Linked DNA regions of Mus musculus: region 1 is linked to region 2. Evidence: chromatin loops called from intact Hi-C (ENCODE). Cell type or tissue: heart. All regions are shown on one strand. Each heading gives the region's core, and the rest is flanking DNA. Links, peaks and the distances in the headings are about the cores only. Region 1 overlaps Zmiz1 (zinc finger, MIZ-type containing 1). Region 2 holds the start of Gm41113 (a long non-coding RNA gene).

Evidence for each region. Hi-C counts contacts between places; a loop is a spot of excess contacts. Peaks named below come from ENCODE experiments on the same cell type or tissue, not always from the same donor. Only the 100,000 strongest peaks of a DNase experiment are listed, where the experiment ranks them.
Region 1: a loop joins it to region 2, with 2.2 times the contacts of the local background. A loop is called at or near these places in 1 of 42 quality-filtered maps.

The regions. Positions count from the first base shown.
Region 1 is chr14:25,512,950-25,519,401 of GRCm38, forward strand. All of the region lies in intron 2 of Zmiz1 (zinc finger, MIZ-type containing 1), which reads left to right. Among named protein-coding and RNA genes, the nearest start is that of Mir3075, 18 kb to the right of the region's middle. In heart, for the core only: a CTCF peak has its summit at 3,746 (motif pointing right); DNase peaks (open chromatin) are centred at 2,432, 3,082, 3,922, 4,462 and 1 weaker place; H3K4me3 peaks cover 261 bases; H3K27ac peaks cover 3,453 bases.
Region 2 is chr14:25,375,195-25,381,646 of GRCm38, forward strand. The region is part of intron 1 of Zmiz1os1 (a long non-coding RNA gene); the gene reads right to left. Gm41113 (a long non-coding RNA gene) reads left to right here and starts at 4,083. Exons shown (of 2, transcript XR_874439.2): 1 at 4,083-4,276. In heart, for the core only: a CTCF peak has its summit at 2,851; DNase peaks (open chromatin) are centred at 2,097, 2,837, 3,347 and 3,917; H3K4me3 peaks cover 2,238 bases; H3K27ac peaks cover 3,696 bases.

The sequences.
Region 1 (6,452 bases), core at 1,418-5,417, 140 kb after region 2:
CTGACAGCTCCTGTAATCAGGTTAGCCTCCCTCTGCTAGTGCGTGCTCTGCTGAGCCAGACCAGCTGCCTCTAATGGCGGGGGTCCACCTGGCCCTCTCTGTGGTGCTGGGGTTGGGGGAGGGGAACTGGGGAAAGACCAGCCAAGGGGGAGGCTGAGCATCTCTCTGAGTGGCCCTCTCTAGGAGGCCTTATTCTGGCATCCAAGACCCTGTTTCCTTCTCCCACCTCCATGAGCCTGGGCACTCATGAGCATAGCAACTGCCGCTCTTCACCTGTGTTTGTTACACTCCCTTCTATGCATCCTTGGAAACCCAATTCCCATCTCTATCTCTTCCTCTGGACTTCTTTCCCTGGCTCCCGCCAACACTGGGTGCTCCTCTGGCCAGGAACTTCTCAGTGCCAATGTGTTGAGAGCATTACCCCTGGATCTAGTTCCTCGGGAGCTTCGGGAAGAAAGAAAGAAAAAATTCCCTTTCTCTGTATGGACCTCAGGTAGCAGCTTGAGAAATACCCAGTAAATATCCAGGGCCAGCCAAAGAAATAAGCAGCCAGAGCAGAGAAAGAGTCAGGAGGGTCAAGACAGCTGCTACCTTTCCCTTGTCCGCTAGTCTACTTCCTGCTGGGGAGGTCCATTCCGGGCTGCTCTAGACACATGCCAGGCCTGAAATAGACCCGTGGGGCCTTGGTGGTATCTTCACAGCCCCTCCTCCCTGCTGGGCATCTTGGCTTCTCCCCTCTTGGGCCCTGCACACTGCCAGGACCTTTGCCATCCAGCAAGGCCAGGCAATGTTCTCTGGCCCTGTGTACTTTGGTTTTTATAAATACTGTGTACACGTAGGGTCTGCCGCACCCCAGGAGCGCTGTGTGTAAGGACTGGAGTACTACTGCAGGCGTGACTGTGCTACTAAATCCGCCAGCTGCCTAGTTACCATTCATCTTGCATTTATTTCTGCTAATTAAAAAGAGGAACTCTTAACAACTTTTACGTAAATACTATATTTGTTCTATGTAAAGATGGGATTCAGATTTGCTGGTGATTAGCTGATTGTCTAATCTTGTGGCTGTCACACATGATGACCTTGTCTCCCCCTCCCCCGCCCCCGCCCAGCCTTAGAACTCAGATGCACTAAAGGTTCCTGGGGGTGTTGGGGGAAAGTGGTCAGGGGGCCTGTCTGGGGTGCAGGGGTTCACCAGGAACATTTAGTATAAGCAACCATGAGTGCTTAAGCTGCAGTCTGACTGATGGAGCTGGGGGAGTGCCCGGCCTCTATACTTATGGGGAGATTGAGACACCCCCCATCTCCCAGCGAGAGGTGATGTCTATTTCTGCTGTGTGGACTTACCTTCTAGGATTCAGCTAGTGTGCTGTGCACGTCTTGGGAAATGGACTAAGAACTTGGGGCTCAAACCGTCCGTCCTATGGAAGAAAGGGGCAGCCCAGCTAAGCCCCTGTGCTCTTCTAGAAATCTCTGTCTCCTCTCACTTCCCACCTGTGCTCTGGCTCCACAGCAGCCCTAGTGCTCATGGACACATCCGCCCCACCTGAACAGAGGCTCCTGAACAACAAGCCTGCACTCTCCCAGGCCCTGCACACTGATGTGCCGGGAAGCAGGTGTGGGGCTGATTTCACATTTTTTAATATTATGTATTTATTTTCATGTGGATTAGAAAATATGTATAATTAGTATATAAGACCCATGATTTGGCAGACGATAGTACTTTAGATGAGGCTATATAAAAAAGAAGGTGATTGGTTTAAAATGATTTAAATAATGATACATAAATAATTTAGGTGGAATGCAGATGGGCTTGCCGTATCTGGTGACAAAGGAGGGGGACACACTGAAAGAGCCCGGGTGACGATGACTTCCAAGTCAGAGCCAGTCCCTGGCATTGGGAATCCGGAGACCTGAGTCCTGACTGCCATTCCCTGATCTGTAGATACCTTACTTTATCCTAGGTGCAGACAGCACTCCCAGGTCATTCCAGAGTCTCCCTTACTCTCTTGGCCATATGCAGAGTGAGAGTGGGAGGACCTGTGGAGTAGCTTCCTGCCCAAGGTCACTTGACACAGGGCACAGGCCTATGTCTTGGCCTTTCTGGTGTCATAGGCTGTAGATAGGAGGTCAATGAGCCCCTGGCTGGCTCCCTACTGTCTATCTGTCTTCCAAGCCTGTCTCAAGACACTAAGGCTGAACAGCTCCAAGGCTCTGGTGGCTTCTAGCCAGGGTTTTCATCTTGCCTGCTGCTTCTGAGACCTTGGTCTCCTCCTCTGTTCCGTAGGAGATGGTGGGCCTGAGAGACATCTGAGAGCCTCCTGCAGAGTGCTCCTTGGGAAGTGCTCAGAGCAATCATGGTATACTGTGGGACATGGATAGATCCCTGGGCCACCCACTTCCTGATATGCTATCTGTGGGAGGGGACCCCCCCCCAGTGCTACCAGACACCCTCAGTTCATCAACCCTTGGGTGGTCCTGGAGGCCTTAGGGGAAAATGGGAGGCGAGGGAAGAACAAAGGCATGGCTGGAATGGCCAAAGACACCTGTCACTACCTCCTCCTCCTCTTCCTCTTCCTCCTCCCCTTCCTCCTCCCCTCCCTCCTCCTCCTCTTCCTCCTCCCCTTCTTCCTCCTCTTCTTCCTCCTGTTCCTCCTCCATCAGCCACCAGCTAGCCTGTTCCACCATCATTTGACTTCATGACCCCAGGCTTCCAGCAATTCTCCCTGCCCTCCAAAGGACTAGCTGCAGACCTCTCAGGAGCTCACTGTTCTTACAGGCTGGCCCCTGTGGCCACTCCTCTCCAGCCACTTCTTCTCTCTGATGTGGGATAGAACCTGGCAGCATGCTGGGTGACGTTGAGCAGCCCCTTCCACCACCCCACTACCAGCCCTGTCCATGTCTAAGGTCTCTCCCGCTCCAAACCCTATCTATCTATCTGCCCTGGCAAGCGGAGGCAGCATCCATTTCTGCCTATGCAGAAGACCCAGTATGGTGAGGCAGAGCAGGGGGCCTGTTCACTCGCTGAGGCGTTGGTGCCAGGTGGGATGAATCAGTGATGTCGTTCATGGATGAATGCATACATGAATGGGTATACTTAGCATCTGCCCTTGGTTGCTGCTGCTGCTGCTGCTGCTGCTGCTGCTGCTGCTGCTTTTGGAGTCTCTCCAGCTTCTCGGTGCGGTGGCCGAGAGGACTGGTCAGGGCACAGTGCCAGCCTGTCTGGGTTCCTATCCTGGCGGTGACCTTGAGCTGTTTTCTTCGTGTCCCTCTATGTTTCCTCATCTTTTAAAATGGGTACAGCGTGTACTTCCCAGGATGTCATGAGACTAAATGAGTCAGTTGACATAAAGTACTTAGAATGGTACAGCTAATGGCCCTAAGTTAGTCGGTATTAACAGTTTCGTTACCATGATGATGATTGGCAAAGTTAGGGAGAAGCTGGCTGGAGACTTGGAGTTCCTGGGAGCTGTGGAGTGTTACAGGTAGAGAGGTGTCACAAGTTGTAATTGGGAGCTTCTCGCTATAAGTATTTCTGGTCAGTCATTTAAAGAAGCCTCACCAGAAATGGGATTTGGATCCCTGAGGATCCAGGAGTTTGTTCTGATTTTTCTAACTCTAAATAGGCATTTACAATTTTACATATTTTTTCAAGAGGGCCTCCAAAATGCCATAAACTTCAGCTGTCATAGACCTGAACTACAGTTTGCCACTGTGCCTGTTTCTGTGTCCCCCTTCACTGGTCCCAGTAGGAGGCACTGTCCCTCTTATTCTTGACCATGTGGTGTGCCCCAGGCTGAGCATGGCCTGAAGGATTGATTCCAGGCAGCCCACAGGGGGAAGGGGCCCTCAGAACACCTCCTGCCGGGGATGCGAATCACACCAAGGCCTGGCGCTAGGCCGAGTTGCTGCTGCTTTGCTAAGCTGAGGGCCACTGCAAGCAGGCTGAGACCTCGGTACTCTCTCTCCCTCCTCCCCTGTGTATGCTCTGGTGCGGGCACTGGAAGGCAGTTAGGCTATGGGAAGCAGGTTGCTGAGTTGTTGGGTTGTCGTTGGAGTAGCTGGCTGTGTGCCCAGTTTGGTGTCAGGGACCCTGTGTCCTGTGTCAGGTCATTGGCCTTGCTCAAAAGGATCTCCCTAGTCACCAAGACCACAGGATTCTCACTTGAAGGCTAAGGAGAAGATGGTGTCAGCCCCCTTATCAGTAATCTCAGAGTGAGGTATAAAGAGAACTCATAGCTCGAGAGGGCAGGACAGATAGAACTGGCTTCCAGAGGCTAGGCCGTTAGCTGGGGAAGACCCCTGGGTAGGCACTATGGACACTTGCTGCCTCCACTGGCATCAGGGCCTCTAGACCCTGCTCTGAGAGGGCCATTTATAACTCACAGCTGTGCGGTCCTGAGCCCAACTGACTGTGGTAAACCGATCTGGCTTCAGGAAGTCCCAACCCAAGGCCACTCCCAACCCGGCCCCATGCTCTCCTCACCTCCTGACACCCACATCCTGTTCTCAGCAGGAAGGCAGGCAGTGGGGCCCAGCCAGGGTCTCCAGCTGCAAAGCCCCAGATGGCCCTAGAACTGTGAGGCCCTAGAACCAACACCATCGAGGCCTATCCCAAAGACAAATATATAGGGAGACCAAGGTCAAAAGAAGGCTGGGGCCTGTGCTAGAGTCCACAGAATCAAGGCTCAGGAATGAGGTTGTAGCATCAGGGGTATGCTTGGAGCTCCTGGTATGATCCAAAGAGAGATTGATGCTTCTAGCCCCTGCCAACGATCACCAGAGGAGGCTGATGGAAGAAAGAGGAGGGCTTCAGGGAATCCTGGGAAAGGACACCATCTTGGATCCCAGACTTCAGCATTGCCATCTTCATCCAGTCGCCTCATTCTCTAGAGGTTCTTTACCAAGCCCAGAGATTGTGTAGGGCTAGGCATGGGCTGGAGAGAGGCTGCTGCTGAACGCTCCCAGCACCCGAGACCTAGGCTTTGTCATATGCTCAGGGCAGGCACTAACCTCTCTGCTTTGTTTTCTCTGCAAACACTCTTCTGCCAAAACTTCACTGTAGTGAGTTTGTAGAAATTTGGCCCAAGAAACTTAAGACATTTGTGACTAGATTCTAAAATCAGAACCCGAAAGAACATAAATTTTGTTTTATTTATTTATGCTGTGTATTTATTAAAGAATAAGAGAAATGCATTAGAAATACCTAACTATCTGTGGCTCTCCTCTGCTACACACTGAGTCTGGAGGATGGGGAGGTGGAGACAGGTAGACAGGTAGCCCTGAGGCTCAGCAGCTGGCCAGTCAAGCAGAACTGGTGAGCTCCAGGTTCAGTGAAAGACCCTGTCTCAAAAGACCAATGTGGAAAACCAGGTGTAGTGGCAGACACCTTTAATCCCACCACTAGGGAGGCAGAAGCGGGCAGATCTCCGTGAATTCAAGGCTAGCCTGGTCTTCAGAGTGAGTTCCAGGCAAGTCAGAGCTGGTAAGACATAGTAAGACACCATGTCTCAAAAACAAACACATACACACACACATACACACACAAAGAATATGGAGAGTGAATACAGAAGACACTCAACACTGACCTTATGTGCACACAAACGCATACAAAAATTAAATAAGTAAGGCTCCATGGTTAAGAGCATATACTACTCTTCCCGAGGACCTAACTTTGCTTTCCAGCACTCACACTGCCTGTAATACTAGGGGGATCCAATGACTCTGGCCTCCAGCTTCCCGTGGGCACATGGAGGTGCCCTCACATGCACATGGCCACCCACACAGGTGGCTTCTGGAAGAGCAGCTCCAGCATGTCCCAGGAGGGCCCAGCATGCAGACTCTGGATCGCCAGAGTCAGCTCTACTCCCTTGAGGTTGATCCTCAGGGCTGTGCAGTGTCTCACTGGACCAGCAGGTGAGGAGGGCTGGGTGTGGTGCAATGTCTGACTGGGGGTTGGTTCTGTGGCAGGTGCTTTTGACATGGGGGATAAATAATGGGAATACAACTAACTGGTTGTCCCGTGACGGTGATTTTATGCTTTTGAGGAGACAAGGATAGCGAGTGACCCTGAGAATACTGTGTGTCAGGTAATGGTAGTATTTTATTCATTTAGTTGTTTGTTTGTTTATTTGTTTGTTTACAACTGAGGACATTTATAGGTCTCAACAAGCATGTGGATTGAACTCAGCTTGTTGCTCACCTGCTTGAGGCTGGGATTTAAGAAGCAGGCAGGAAGCCGGACATGGTGGCATAAGCCTTTGATCCCAGCACTTGGAGGCAAAGGCAGGCGGATTTCTGAGTTTGAGGCCAGCCTGGTCTACAAAGTGAGTCCAGGGCAGCCAGGGCTATACAGAGAAACCCTGTTTTAAAAAAAAAAAAAAAAAAAAAAGATGCAGGCAGGAAAGAGACGTGTCATGCCATGTGGGGCAGGGGGCTCTGATGGCTCATTAAGG
Region 2 (6,452 bases), core at 1,297-5,296:
CCTCAAATACCTGACAATTCATGCAGATAGAGTAAATGAGGGGAGACATGCCCTGTTAAACTCGGAGCAGTAGCAACCACATGGCACATTCCTCCCTGGGTTCCCGGGCTGGCTGCACTACAGCATCTTGACTGGGTTTATTTGACATATATGCAAATTACGCATTTATAAACACCATGGGGGAAAAACTATTTCCCAAGAAATATGCTCTTTTCCATTCTCTAGAGTAAATGATACTTTTATTTTTTACTGATTTAGTGGTGTGTGTGTGTGTGTGTGTGTGTGTGTGTGTGTGTGTGCACAGTCATAAAGCCTAGGTTTGAACCTTGTGTATGCTAATCAGGTGCTCTACCATTCAGTCATAGCCCCACTTTTCTATCCTTTTTACTTTGTTTACTTTTGTTAGAGTTATAGGCACCAAGAACTATTTCTCTAGTCCACATAAACACAATGGGCCAAGCATGCTGACCAACCCTCTGCACCTTCAAATGGCCAAGTGGTTCTTCACATGAGTCCCTGAACCTCCAGAGGCAACAGCACCACCTAAAGCTTGCCAGAACCCCTCAGGCAATTCTCACTGAAGCTCCGGGTGGGTGCAGCAGTGAGAGATTTAAGACGCTTTCACCTCCAGGGCTCCAGGCAAGTCTCCTGCCTGATCAATTTAGAGAAGAGCAGAGACTATGGCAAACTGAAGAGCATGCATCTTCCCGAAGGGACCCTGTGGCTCAACTCCAGTCTACCTACATTCACTGTAAGCCACTAGCCGGCCTGTAAGCCCAGCCTTGTGAGGACTGAGGTAGGAGTATCTGGAGTTCAAGGCTGGCCTTAGCTACATCTCAAGATCCTTCCTAAAAGGAAGAGAGAGGCACAAAGAAGCAGGAAGACAGAGAAGGAAAGGGACTATCAGTCAGCGCATCTAAATACGGAAAGACCACATCTCTCTCTATATGATATTTTTGCACCTAAGTATTGGCGGCATTTTTGAGTTTGTTTTTAATCCCATAACGACTAAAGAAACTTTTCTTATAGGTTGAAACCAGCCCAAGAACAGCCATGGAACGACTTGAGGAGGTGGAGATAACTCTCCACAGGAATGTTCTATTAAGAGGCTTTAAGCCCAGGCTATTATAGCTACCTTAGTGCCAACGTTCCCACAAAGCCCCTACCTACAGTGTGGACTGCTTCTGAATCCTCAATTACCAGAGATAGTCTACAGGTCCTGGCCTCTCTCTGGGCCAGAAGATAAACAAGATGGAAAATTCTAGACCCTTGATGATCACAGCCCAGATCAAGACGGGAGTAGAGAGTAAAACCACGCCCTGAGCCAAACTTAGGTTGTTGGCTACAGGCACTCTCTCTCCTGCAGCCCACCTATGGAGGAGAGAATCGTGTGTATTTTAAAGGCAGATTCAGATAGGTCAAATGATTTGTTGTAGGTCACAGAGTTGGCAGATAAAAGAGTCAGGCTGTGAATCTACCTGCACCCCAACCTGTGTAGCTCCTAGTCTTCCAAATTGTCTATCAACTACTGGATGGGAGAGTCCCTGGGGTAAGGCCTGGATTCCCCTGCCACCACCTTCTTTGTCCAGGACACGGTGAAGGCTACCAACCAATATCAGAGTGTTGACCCCTGCAAGAAGGAACTAGTGATGACTCTGTGATAGGTAGAGATCTCAGAAGAAGGAAGCTAGCCCACACTTGGCTTCAGTTTTAGAGTCTCTCTCTACATGGAAGCTCTAAGCCCAAGCTAGGGAGTTTTGGGAGCTGGGGTCACCCTGGAGAGAGAGAGAGCAGGGCCCAAGGTTGAAGGTTCTGGACCCAGCCAAGAATCTTGAGTCCTCTTTCCTTGTCTCAGTCTCAGTGTTCACATCCTTCTTCCTCCGGGCCCAGCCATAGTACCATGACCCAGGTAAGCATGGGTGGTTGCCAGAGATTTGGGGGAAAAAGACTTAGTCCTGCCCCTTCCTGCTGGTGACCTCATGTGGTCACAGCTCCCAGAAGAGCTGGACTGGCCAAGGTCCTGCCCTCCCCGGGGTCATGGGGGGAGGGGAGGGCTCCCACAGGTAGAAAGTGAGATTCCATTCTCACAGCCACAGGCCACAGCGGGGCTGACCCACAAGGCCCTATCAGAGCCCTCAGGGACCAATCAGCACCACCAGCCTGCATGGGACCACAACTGGCTGGACACTGAAGTCAGCCTAGCCAGGTCCTAGCAGTCTGCTGGGGCCCTGAGGTCTCACTAAATGGGGAGAGATAGCCCCAAATGACCCACAGGAACACATAAGGAAAAAGGGGAAAGACAAAGTAGAGACATGATAAGCAAATGGATTCGGAGTTAAGAAATGGTCATCCAGTACACACACACACACACACACACACACACACACACACACACACACCAGACCCCCACACAAATGCACTTCTGTTTCCATATGTGCACTTCCTTATGTTCCAGTATTCGTAACACACATCCCTGTATCCCTCTGCACTGTGTGCATGAACCAACCCTCCCTCCATGCCTCCCCCCACTCTCTCGCTCTCACCCGCCCCCACCCCCCGCCCCGCCCTCTGAGCAGGAGTTCTACACTATACTAGCAGCATAAACCCAACCCGGAGTTGACTGATTGCACCGCTTTTGTCAAATGTCAGGGCAGAGCGTTTACAACCTGGCTTTCTCCACCAGACAAGGACACCATGTCCCACTCACACTAAGGCAAAAATGTTTGTGATGACTGTGGCTAAGAACAAGCCTGAGAATCAAGGTCCTGGGCACCCCACCCGGGATTGGGGTGGAAGGGAGACAAATCCGGGTTGTGCGATGCGCTCTGCGCAGCCGCAGCCTGGCTGACTTCTGGGCCCCACCAGGAGGTCGCCTAGCCTAGCGCAGCCAGGAAGTCAGTTCGGAGTGACAGCTCCCCCCTACGCTGTTTGTTTATTCATGACTCATTCGCCTCCACAGACTGGCTCTTCTTTCTTCTAGAAGGAGGGAGGACAGGAGCTGGCGGGCGGGCGGGCGGGAGAGGACGGGAAGGGGAGAGGCCGGCTCCACAATAAACAATGAGGCAGCTGAGGCCCGGCGGGAGCAGCGGCCCAGGCATCCCAGGCCCGCCTGCCCGAGGCTCTCTGTCCCCTATCCCGCCGCCACCTCCGGGCGACCCGGCCGGAGCAGCCGTAATTGGATCTTCGTCTCCTCCTCCCCTTCCCGCCCATCATCGGGGAACCGGTTAAAGACCGGGTACCTCGGCATCACCGGCGGATCCCAACCTGTGATTTGGCTGCCGGGCTTCCCCGGGGCGGCTCGGCGACACCCTGCAGGCCAGGCCCTCCCCCACCGCTGGCCCTGCGTAGGTCCCGGGGTCCCCTCCGCGCGCAGACTCCCTCGCCTGCTCCGGGATAACAGGAGGAAGCGAGGATCCCAGGCTTCAAGGGCCTCATTGTTCTGCCTGGAGGGGCACGTTGAAAACGCCCCAGGATTCGCTTCCTGTGAAAACAGCCTGGGAGGGGGTGAAGGGGGGGATCCACTGTGGAAACGCGTTACCCCAACCCTGAAAGCTACCCAGATTAGACAGGGCGGAGGACATTGTTTTGATTGTTGATGGCTCTTTCTTTTTCTTTCTTTTTCCCCTCGTTTGGGAACCCACCCACCCTCCTTCCCTCCTCGGGGCCAAAGCTAAGTCTTTCGGGCTGTTGAGCAAGTTGGAACTGTGGGGCCGTTTTTTTTCTGCATAAATAAGGCCAGTGAATGGCAGAGCCAGATATAAAGTCTGATTCAACGATTCAAAAGAAAGCAGGGGCGATGAGGTGGGCATGCCAGAGGAAGCATTCCCCCAGCACGGCCCTCTGAGTCATGTCTTGCACCAGGAGGGGAAAAACAGACCACATCAGGCCACAATATGTCACATGCCTCCAGCAGAGGCATGGGCCTGCACGGCACCGTGGGGGACCTAGCTCCTTCCTCCACAGCTGGGTCAGCAGAGAAGAGGCTTGGGCAGACAGAGGTGGGGGCTACTGGTCCCAAGGTCTTCTCCCGACCCTTTCCTAATTGTCCTTGGATAAAGATGATGCTAAGATGGTGCAGAGCACAGCGCCTGCTAGGTGCTGAGCCTCTATAAGACAGGTTCTTTTATATCCCATATATACATAAGGAAGTTGGGCCTAGAGTCAAACAGTCCACGGGGTCGGGGAGGCAGCCCAGCAGGTCACCAACACTTCTAAGCCCTAGACTGAGACCTCAGGACATGAGGACGGCGACAACTACCTGAGGGGCTCCATCCAGGTGAGATCTTTCACCTCCTCTGCCTTTTATTTTTGCCCCAGCCTCATCACCCATCGAGTGCCCTTCTTATCATGCTTGGCATTTTGTTTTCCTGCCCCCCACCCCTTACATGCCATCAAGAATGCAAGCTTCATGAGGGAAGGATGCTGATTCGTTCAGGAATGAACGAATGGATCCTACACACACAAAAACCACGTTTGTGGCATGGAGATTCCTTGAGCCATGGATGGATGGATGGATGGATGGGTGGATGAGTGGATGGATGGATGGATGGATGGATGGATGGATGGATGGATGGATAGGTGGATGAGTGGGTGGGTGGATGGATGGATGAGTGGGTGGGTGGGTAGATGGATGGATGGATGGATGGATGAGTGGGTGGGTGGGTGAGTGGATGGATGGACAGACGGAAGGATGGATGGATGGATGGATGGATGGATGGATGGATGGATGGATGGATGGATGGGGGATGGATAGATGAATGGGTGGATGGGTGGATGAATGAGCAGGTTTCCCCTGTTGACCATTCCTCCTACCTTTGTGCATGTGGGTAACTGCTCCTGGGACCTGGCCACGCTTGCCACTCCTGTGCCTTCCTCTGGTCACCTCCTCATTGTTCTTCGTCCCTCTAGACCTGACCGATCCTCCCTTCCTTATCTCCCACTGACCCTTCTAGATCCCTGCTTCCTCTGAGGACACACCCTCTGTCCTGTGGGCCTCCCAATTAATCCCATGCCTCTTTAACATCCTGGATGGGTTTCTGGACCATGATACTATTAGTTCCACAGGATGGGGGTTCCCCTCAAGCCCAGTGTCACCTGTCACATTTCTATAAGGCACTCCACTTTCCCAGTACCACTCCTTTCCCTGACCATAGCCCCAACTCACTGTCCTTTGCTCAAAACCTGATGTCACCTGCTGGGTTTTAGCATCCACATGGCCCACCTGATAAATGGAGTCTCTAGACCATTAGCTCCCATCTCCAGAGACTTTCTTCCCTAATGTCCACCTTTTGTCTATGGCCCACCTTGGACCAGGCTACCCCTTCACACCTGCGTCTCCCATTTCAACTTCAACCATTTGCTCTTTGGTCTCATCTTCCAACTGTCCCAGTAGTATGGTTATCTGAGGAACACTCTCCTGCACCCCAGAATCCTCACTACACCATTTTCTCTTCACTCATCACTCATTTTTGCAAACCACACAACCACATCCCTCCCAGCCATAGGCCCAGACTAGCCTGAACAGTGATTCAGGGCTGTGTCAACATGGGGGCTGCAGGCTGGCACAGTGTCCAATGACTGCCTCTTTCCTATCTCCCTATGAGTTCTCTGCCTCCTATTACCTCGGGACTGTCCATCCTGGAGACACTCAACTCCATCAAAATCGTGAAGTCCTTCTTCTGTGCCCTATTGCCTCTCGACACACACTGTTGTTCTTCAGAAATACTGGCTAAAGGAAACCCCTTTGACCACAGCCATCCTGACATCTGTCTCATCCTGAATCACAGAGCGTCTTCCCTCTCTCCCCACGCTTAACCACTGAGCTTTCCCACCCAATGCCCTCCATGGCTCTATCTACCATGTATCTATGCGGGCATGCAGTTACTTTTTCTTATTCTCTGTCCTTCTGGGGCTGCCAGGATGGATGCATTATTCTTTGTGCCTGGGCCCCTACCCCTGCCTCCCCAGTCATCCCTAATCTCTTGTAGAGCTTTCCTCTTCTCTCCTCCAAAGGTGAAGGTTACAGAAGGCTGATCTTCCTCTGCAAGACCATTTTGTCTCCTTCAGGGGTTATGGTATCCACCCCTGTCTTGTCCCACACCTCTGTTAGACGCTGAGCTCAGCTGGATCATACCTTCTGACTTCCACGTGCTGGCACTGCTACTTTCTCCTGGTATTCTTCCTGGTACACAACCCGTGACTTAGCACAGATGAGATCAGCCATGATCTGAAGCTTGCTCCAACCTCCTCCCATATCTCCTGCTGGGCTCAGCCAGGAGAAACTGGCCTGGACTCCAGCTCATCCCAGGCATCCAGGCCTCGGTCTTACCACCTGACCTCTGCAGGGTTTATCAATTCATTCTTGCCCGAGCTATTGCAATCATCTTGCCACCTCTTGCCCTTGCTTACTGTGAGTCAGCTGCCTCAAGACTGTCTAAAACACAGACTCAAAC